2 separate regions of the Mus musculus genome follow, and region 1 is linked to region 2. The links are chromatin loops, found by intact Hi-C in ENCODE. Cell type or tissue: left cerebral cortex. All regions are shown on one strand. Links, peaks and the distances in the headings refer to the core of each region. The heading gives the core; the rest is flanking DNA.

Evidence for each region. Hi-C counts contacts between places; a loop is a spot of excess contacts. Peaks named below come from ENCODE experiments on the same cell type or tissue, not always from the same donor. Only the 100,000 strongest peaks of a DNase experiment are listed, where the experiment ranks them.
Region 1: a loop joins it to region 2, with 2.2 times the contacts of the local background. A loop is called at or near these places in 2 of 42 quality-filtered maps.

What each region holds. Positions count from the first base shown.
Region 1 is chr9:113,580,717-113,583,641 of GRCm38, reverse strand. The region is part of intron 1 of AU023762 (expressed sequence AU023762); the gene reads left to right. Among named protein-coding and RNA genes, the nearest start is that of AU023762, 5.0 kb to the left of the region's middle. In left cerebral cortex, for the core only: no CTCF peak of the experiment used is centred there; no DNase peak of the experiment used is centred there.
Region 2 is chr9:113,520,556-113,523,480 of GRCm38, reverse strand. AU023762 (expressed sequence AU023762) reads left to right here. Exons shown (of 5, transcript NR_040760.1): 2 at 959-1,070. Among named protein-coding and RNA genes, the nearest start is that of Gm36540, 53 kb to the right of the region's middle. In left cerebral cortex, for the core only: no CTCF peak of the experiment used is centred there; a DNase peak (open chromatin) is centred at 1,670; H3K27ac peaks cover 1,781 bases.

The sequences.
Region 1 (2,925 bases), core at 185-2,684, 60 kb before region 2:
GTTTACGGTTTGAATTGTGTCTTCCTAGATTAAATGAATTTATATTGTGTGGCCATCAACACCATCCTTTCTAGAAACTTTTTTTTTTTTTTTTTGGTAACTTCAGTTATGAAACTCTATGCTCTTCCTCTTCCTGTCCCCCAGCCCTTGGCAACCACTATGGTTTTACCAACGGAGTCATTCAACACATATGGCTTTGTGTCTGACTTATTTCAATTAGTACAGTGATTTTCAGATCCATCAATGATGTAGAATTTGTTAGAACTTCCTTGTTTTCTGTCATCCAGATAGTGAAACCCAGGTTTTCCTCCAGGCAAGGGCTTGGCTGCTGACTGATGTTCTCAGATCCGGATTTTCTTGATAAGGCTGTCTAATAGCAGTGTTTGCTTACACATGCTACACTCAGCTTATCTGTTTGTCTGTGGATGGGCATTTAGGGACTTGCCACCTTTCACCTTGTGATGAATGGTGCTATCCATCCTGCTCTCCAGGTACCTGTTGAAGAGTTTGCTTTTCAGTCTTTTGTGTGTTTATCGAGAAGCAGAGTTGTGAGATCATGTGGTAATTCTACAATAATATTCTGTATCTCTGCGCTTTAATGTCTATGTTTCATTAGTAATTTTACACAGCAATATGTCACATGGTAATTCTGTGTGGCTACAACATTTACATTCCCTGCAGTGACAGTCAAGGATTCTGACTTCTCTACATCCTGGCCACTGTTTGTTATTGTCTTCCTCTGTGTTCTCTATTAGTCTATCTGCTGCCATGGTCTGTCTGTCTGTCTCTTACTTAATATCCAAGTATCTGTGAAGGGGTATCCATGAATCTTTGGCTTGGATTTCCTAATGATTGCCGGTGTACTCAGGTTTCCAAGTGTCTATTTGCATCTCCTTTACAGGGAAATATCTGCTCACAACTTGAGCTTTTTTAAAGACTGTGCTGTTGGGGCCAGAGGTGGAGCTCCATTGTAGAGTGCTTGCCTAGTCTGCAGGAAGCCCTGGGTTTGATCCCAGCACTGCATAAACTGCATGGTGTCACATGTCTGGAACCTTAGTGCTTGGGAGGTGGAGGCAGGAAGATAAGAAGTTCAAAATTATCCTTGGCTATATAACTATTTTGAGGACAGCCTGGGCTACATGAGACTCTGTGTCAAACAACAACAACAACAACAACAACAACAACAACAACAAGTTGTGTGTTTGCTGTTGACCTGTGCGTGTTCATTGTGTTTTGAACACTAGCTTTCTGTCAGTTACGTGACCTGCAAACACTCCCTTGGTTCTGCGGCTGTTCTCACTCACTGTCCATTGATACAGAAAGTTTTAGCTTTGATGAATTGTAAGCTATTTACTTTCCTCTCTCATGGACCATTCGTTTTGTTCCTAGAAAACCATAGCCCAGGCCAGGGCTGAGGGGCTTCACTTCTTTGCTCTGCTCTAAGAATGCCACGCTTGCAACTCTTGTGTTTAGATCTTTGGTTCGCTTGGAGTTAATTTCCTGTATGTGGTAAGGCGAGTGGCTGATTTTAGTCCTTGGATACCTTGGTACTTTTGTCAACAAACATTTGATTAGGGGCTGGAGATGGGGTTCACCAGTGTGTGCTGCACACACAGGCTTTGGGTTCAAGACCCAGGATTGCAAACAAAAACCAAACCAAACCAAACCAACCAAACAAAACCCAACCAAAAACCAAAAACAAAATTAAAAAAAAAAGCCAAACAACCCAGCATTTGTTCATAACATGTAGGGGTTCACTTCTGAGCCCCCTTCTACTGCATTCGCTCAAGCATCCTCTGCGTACCGCGTGTGGATGTTTTGATTACTGTGGACTTGTGGTAAGTTTTGAAATGAGCTTGAGATTTCTAACTTCCTTCTTTTGGAAGATTATTTTGCCTGTTCAGGTCCTCTAGAGAATCCACGCAAGTTTTGCGATGAGGTTCTGTTTTGCTTTCACAAAAGGGGTTACTGGAGTGGGGCACGGTGGCTCAAGCCTATAACTCAGCACTTGGGAGATTGAGGCGGGAAAATTGCTATGAGTTTGAGACCAGCCTTCGCTACGTAGTGAGTTACAGATCAGCCTGGGTTACAGACAAAAACCCTGTCTCAAAAACAAAACAAAATAACAACAAAAATCCCCCATCCTCCTAATCTAAAACAAAAATAAAAGTATTTAATCAATAGGTGCTATATCGACTTTGTAACTTCTTTGGGCATTATCAACATGGTGAAAGTATGAAGTTTTTTTAAAAAACCCATATTCATAGGGTATTTTTCCCATTCATATTTTCTTTAATAACTTTTAATAATGTCTTAGTTCTCACAGTCAAAATCTTCTCCCTACTTGGTTGTTAGTTTGTTATTGAGTCTCTTTATCACCATTATCACCATCATCACCACCATAACCACCACCATCATCATCATCTCCAACACCATCACTGTCACCATCAGAGTAATAGCAGTATGTGTGTTGTGTCAGCATGTGTGTATGTACATGCCTGGTGCTGAGAAGGCCAGAAAAGGGGATTGCATCCACTAGATCAGGAGTTGCAGATTATTGTGAGCTACCATGTGGGTGCTGGGACTTGGACCCAAGCCCTTTGGAAGACCAACCAGTGCTCTTAGCCACTGAGCCGTCTTTCCAGACTTAAAGGTATCATGATTTTTGATGATTTGTAAACAGAAGTATTTCCTAAATTTCCGTTTGTAAGCTTGAATTCCGTCTGGTGATTTGCAATTGTATCAGTTAGAGAGTTCTCTGTTATTAGATATGTTCCAGCAGAGATAAACACTTCCTAAAGGCCCCAAGGGAAAAAACTGGATCGTAAATGGCTCCTTGTAGTTTGTGTGTTGAAAGTTTTGCTCCTTGTTGGTGTCATTGGATCTTGATAAAGGCCTGAGAAGGTGGTGCTTGGTGGAAGAAGG
Region 2 (2,925 bases), core at 185-2,684:
GCCTTGGTTTAATTCTGCTCTCAGACATTCTTCTCTGACTCAGATTTCAGCCCATCACCAAGAGGAAGAGCTCACCACAGCACATGTTAGGTTGGCTCTGAGTCCTCTAGTGGTGTCACATGGTGACTATCTGATGCTCACAGTATGGCGATGATGATAGCAATGATCACAGCTGTCAAAACTACAGGTCCTGTGGTGGAGCTGTCTTCAGGATAGTATGCTATGGTAGACAGCCCATGCCCCTGACCCTCTGGCTAGAGCCTTGCTTTGGGTTCCCTGACACTAGGAAATCACATAGTGGACACAATGAAACTGGATCAAATCTCTTACAACCCACTGTGTATCTAAATTGCCCTAAGTGGACAAAATGCCAATGAAGAATACTTTGTAATCTTTGTATCTACTGGAATCCTCAAATCATATTCCACATACAACATGTTTTTATTCTGTAAGTAGACAAAGGCAGAGTGAATCAGGAGATTGGGTTCCCAGATCTCCCTAGGCTTAAAACTCTGCCCATATGGAGAGACTAGAGAGATAGCTCAGAAGTTGGAGATAATACATAGGGGACCATTCATGCATAGGACCTGAGTTCAATTCCTACCACCCCCAGTCAGCTCATGACTACCTATGCCTTGAGTCCTATGGAATCTGAGGCCTCTGGCCTCCTTAAACACTTATACTCGTGTGTGTATATAGCCATATACAGGCACATAAAGAGTTTAAAATAAAATAAAAAAAAACCTGTTGTATGGAAACATTGCTACATCCTGTCTAACTTAAGGCAGCTTTTTAATGGTGACTGAAAAACATCAGCTGGCTTGTCATCCCTTGTTTATTGCCCATTTACTCTGTGCTCAGAACAGTAGCTGTGGCTGAGAAATGCCTAAATGTCCTAGGCTGTGGACTTCTGTGGCTTCTCTGGGACAGAAGTTTTCTGTGTGTCTCTCATTTACAGGGCTGACTTCCCACCATACCCCACTGGACATGAGTGAGCAGATGTCCTTCCAGGTATCTAGTGCCCGAGGAGTCATGTGTCACATGCCCAGTGAAAGTTTGGTGACTGAATGGTAAGTGCTCAAAAAACTATCTCCAGGAGGTTGGAGAGAAGGCTCAGTCTTTACAGTGCTTCCTGCACGCGTAAGGGGACCTGAGTTTGGATCCCCAGCAATGAGTGCATGAAGCTGGGCAAGGGCAGTGCCTGTGGTGGGTGGTACAGGAGTGGACAGGACAGACCTTGGAACTCACTGGCCAGCAAGTCTAGTGAATCCCTGAGCTCCAGGTTCCTCGAGAGACCCTATCTCAGAAGATCAGCAATGGAGAACAATTGAAAAAGACACAGAGTATTCACTTCTGGCTTCCACCTGAGTGCATACGTGTGTGCATGCTGCACGCACATGAATACATCCCACATGAATGCAAAACTAACACATATGCATGCTCCTACAGACAACCTGATTTCTAAACACATGGCTTGTCATTTGTGGGCCCAGCAGTAATGGCTTTCTTTGGGAACTTGTGGGTAAGAGGTGGCCCTCGACTGAGCATGCAGAACCAATCTAGATGTGGCTCCCCTTCAGCTGCTTTCTGACCTTAGAAAGTCCTTGGCAGAAACAACTTTCTTTCTGTGAAATGAAAAGGATTGACTCTGTGTTCCTCTTCTGTTTCTTCAAGCTCAAATCCACTCACATTTTAAGGCTATTAATAGAATTTTCAGAACTGTGCAAAGATGTAAAAATGTGTGTTCCCTGAGGGCTGTGGTGGAAGTGAAAGAAAGAGAACCTGGGACATAGAATTCACTTCTGCCTTGCTTAGAAAGGGCTTGTTTTCTTTCCTTATAAAATATAGATAGGAGAGCCTTCTGTCTACTCTGGGGTCCTATGGCAATTAATTAGTTAATGTCTGTGCAGTTCAAAGGGAACAAAAAAACCATCACATGTAATAAGCTGTAGCAATGCTAAGTGTTATTATTTTCCACCCGGATTCTCCCATTATGCTTCAGTTTCATATTACAGTCACCATAACAGCACCAGTTGGGGCTCTTCTGGTTAATTATGCTACTAGTGAAAGGGAAAAGAATTCCCTTTAAAATTTCCGTTTTAGCTCTACTCTGTCTCCAGCTCCTTCTCCTATCTCTCTAGCGCAACATTTTACATGTTAATAACTCAGGGTCAGTAAATATGGCCACTCCTGTTCTTCACTCAGGCCCACTATGATCTGGAGACACCAACATTGTCACAAACGAACAAGTGGTACATACAGACACTTCAGAGCACTCTCCGCTCTACCCTTTAGGGCTTCTTCAAGTGTCTGTGTTTGTGTTTGTGTGTGCGTGTGCACGTGTGTGTGTGTGTGTGTGTGTGTGTGTGTGTGTGTGTGTGAGAGAGAGAGAGAGAGAGAGAGAGAGAGAGAGAGAGAGAGATCCTGCTTCTTCCATGTGGTAGGGTGGGACATGTTTGACAAAGGCAGAAGTTGCATAGTTGTTTTCTCAGGGTTGAGTGTTGTCATGGCTGTCCTGGATCAGAGCAGCCGTGATCACAGGAGACCCTCATGAGACTGGGCCTATGAACACTCACTTATCCATGTGAAGAAATCTAGTATAGCCCTTCAGGATTTCCTGTGATGCTCCCAAATTATGTAAGAAGTCAGTAGCTAACTAGGGTGGTATTTGTTAGTGGTGAAGCTTTTGTGTATCCACATAATTCTGGAAGTAACCCGACTAAACTTGACTCACCAGGCTGGACTTGGGCAGAATACACTCTTTGGTCTGTTGATGTCTTCTATACTTAAACCCAAACAGGGACCAGTATAATCAAGAATGTGTAGAGCATTCATGGGGGGAGCCTCGATGTGGGATCATCAGAAAGGAAGGAGCCTCAGTTGAGAAAAATGGCTCCATAAGATCCAGCTGTAAGGCATTTTCTT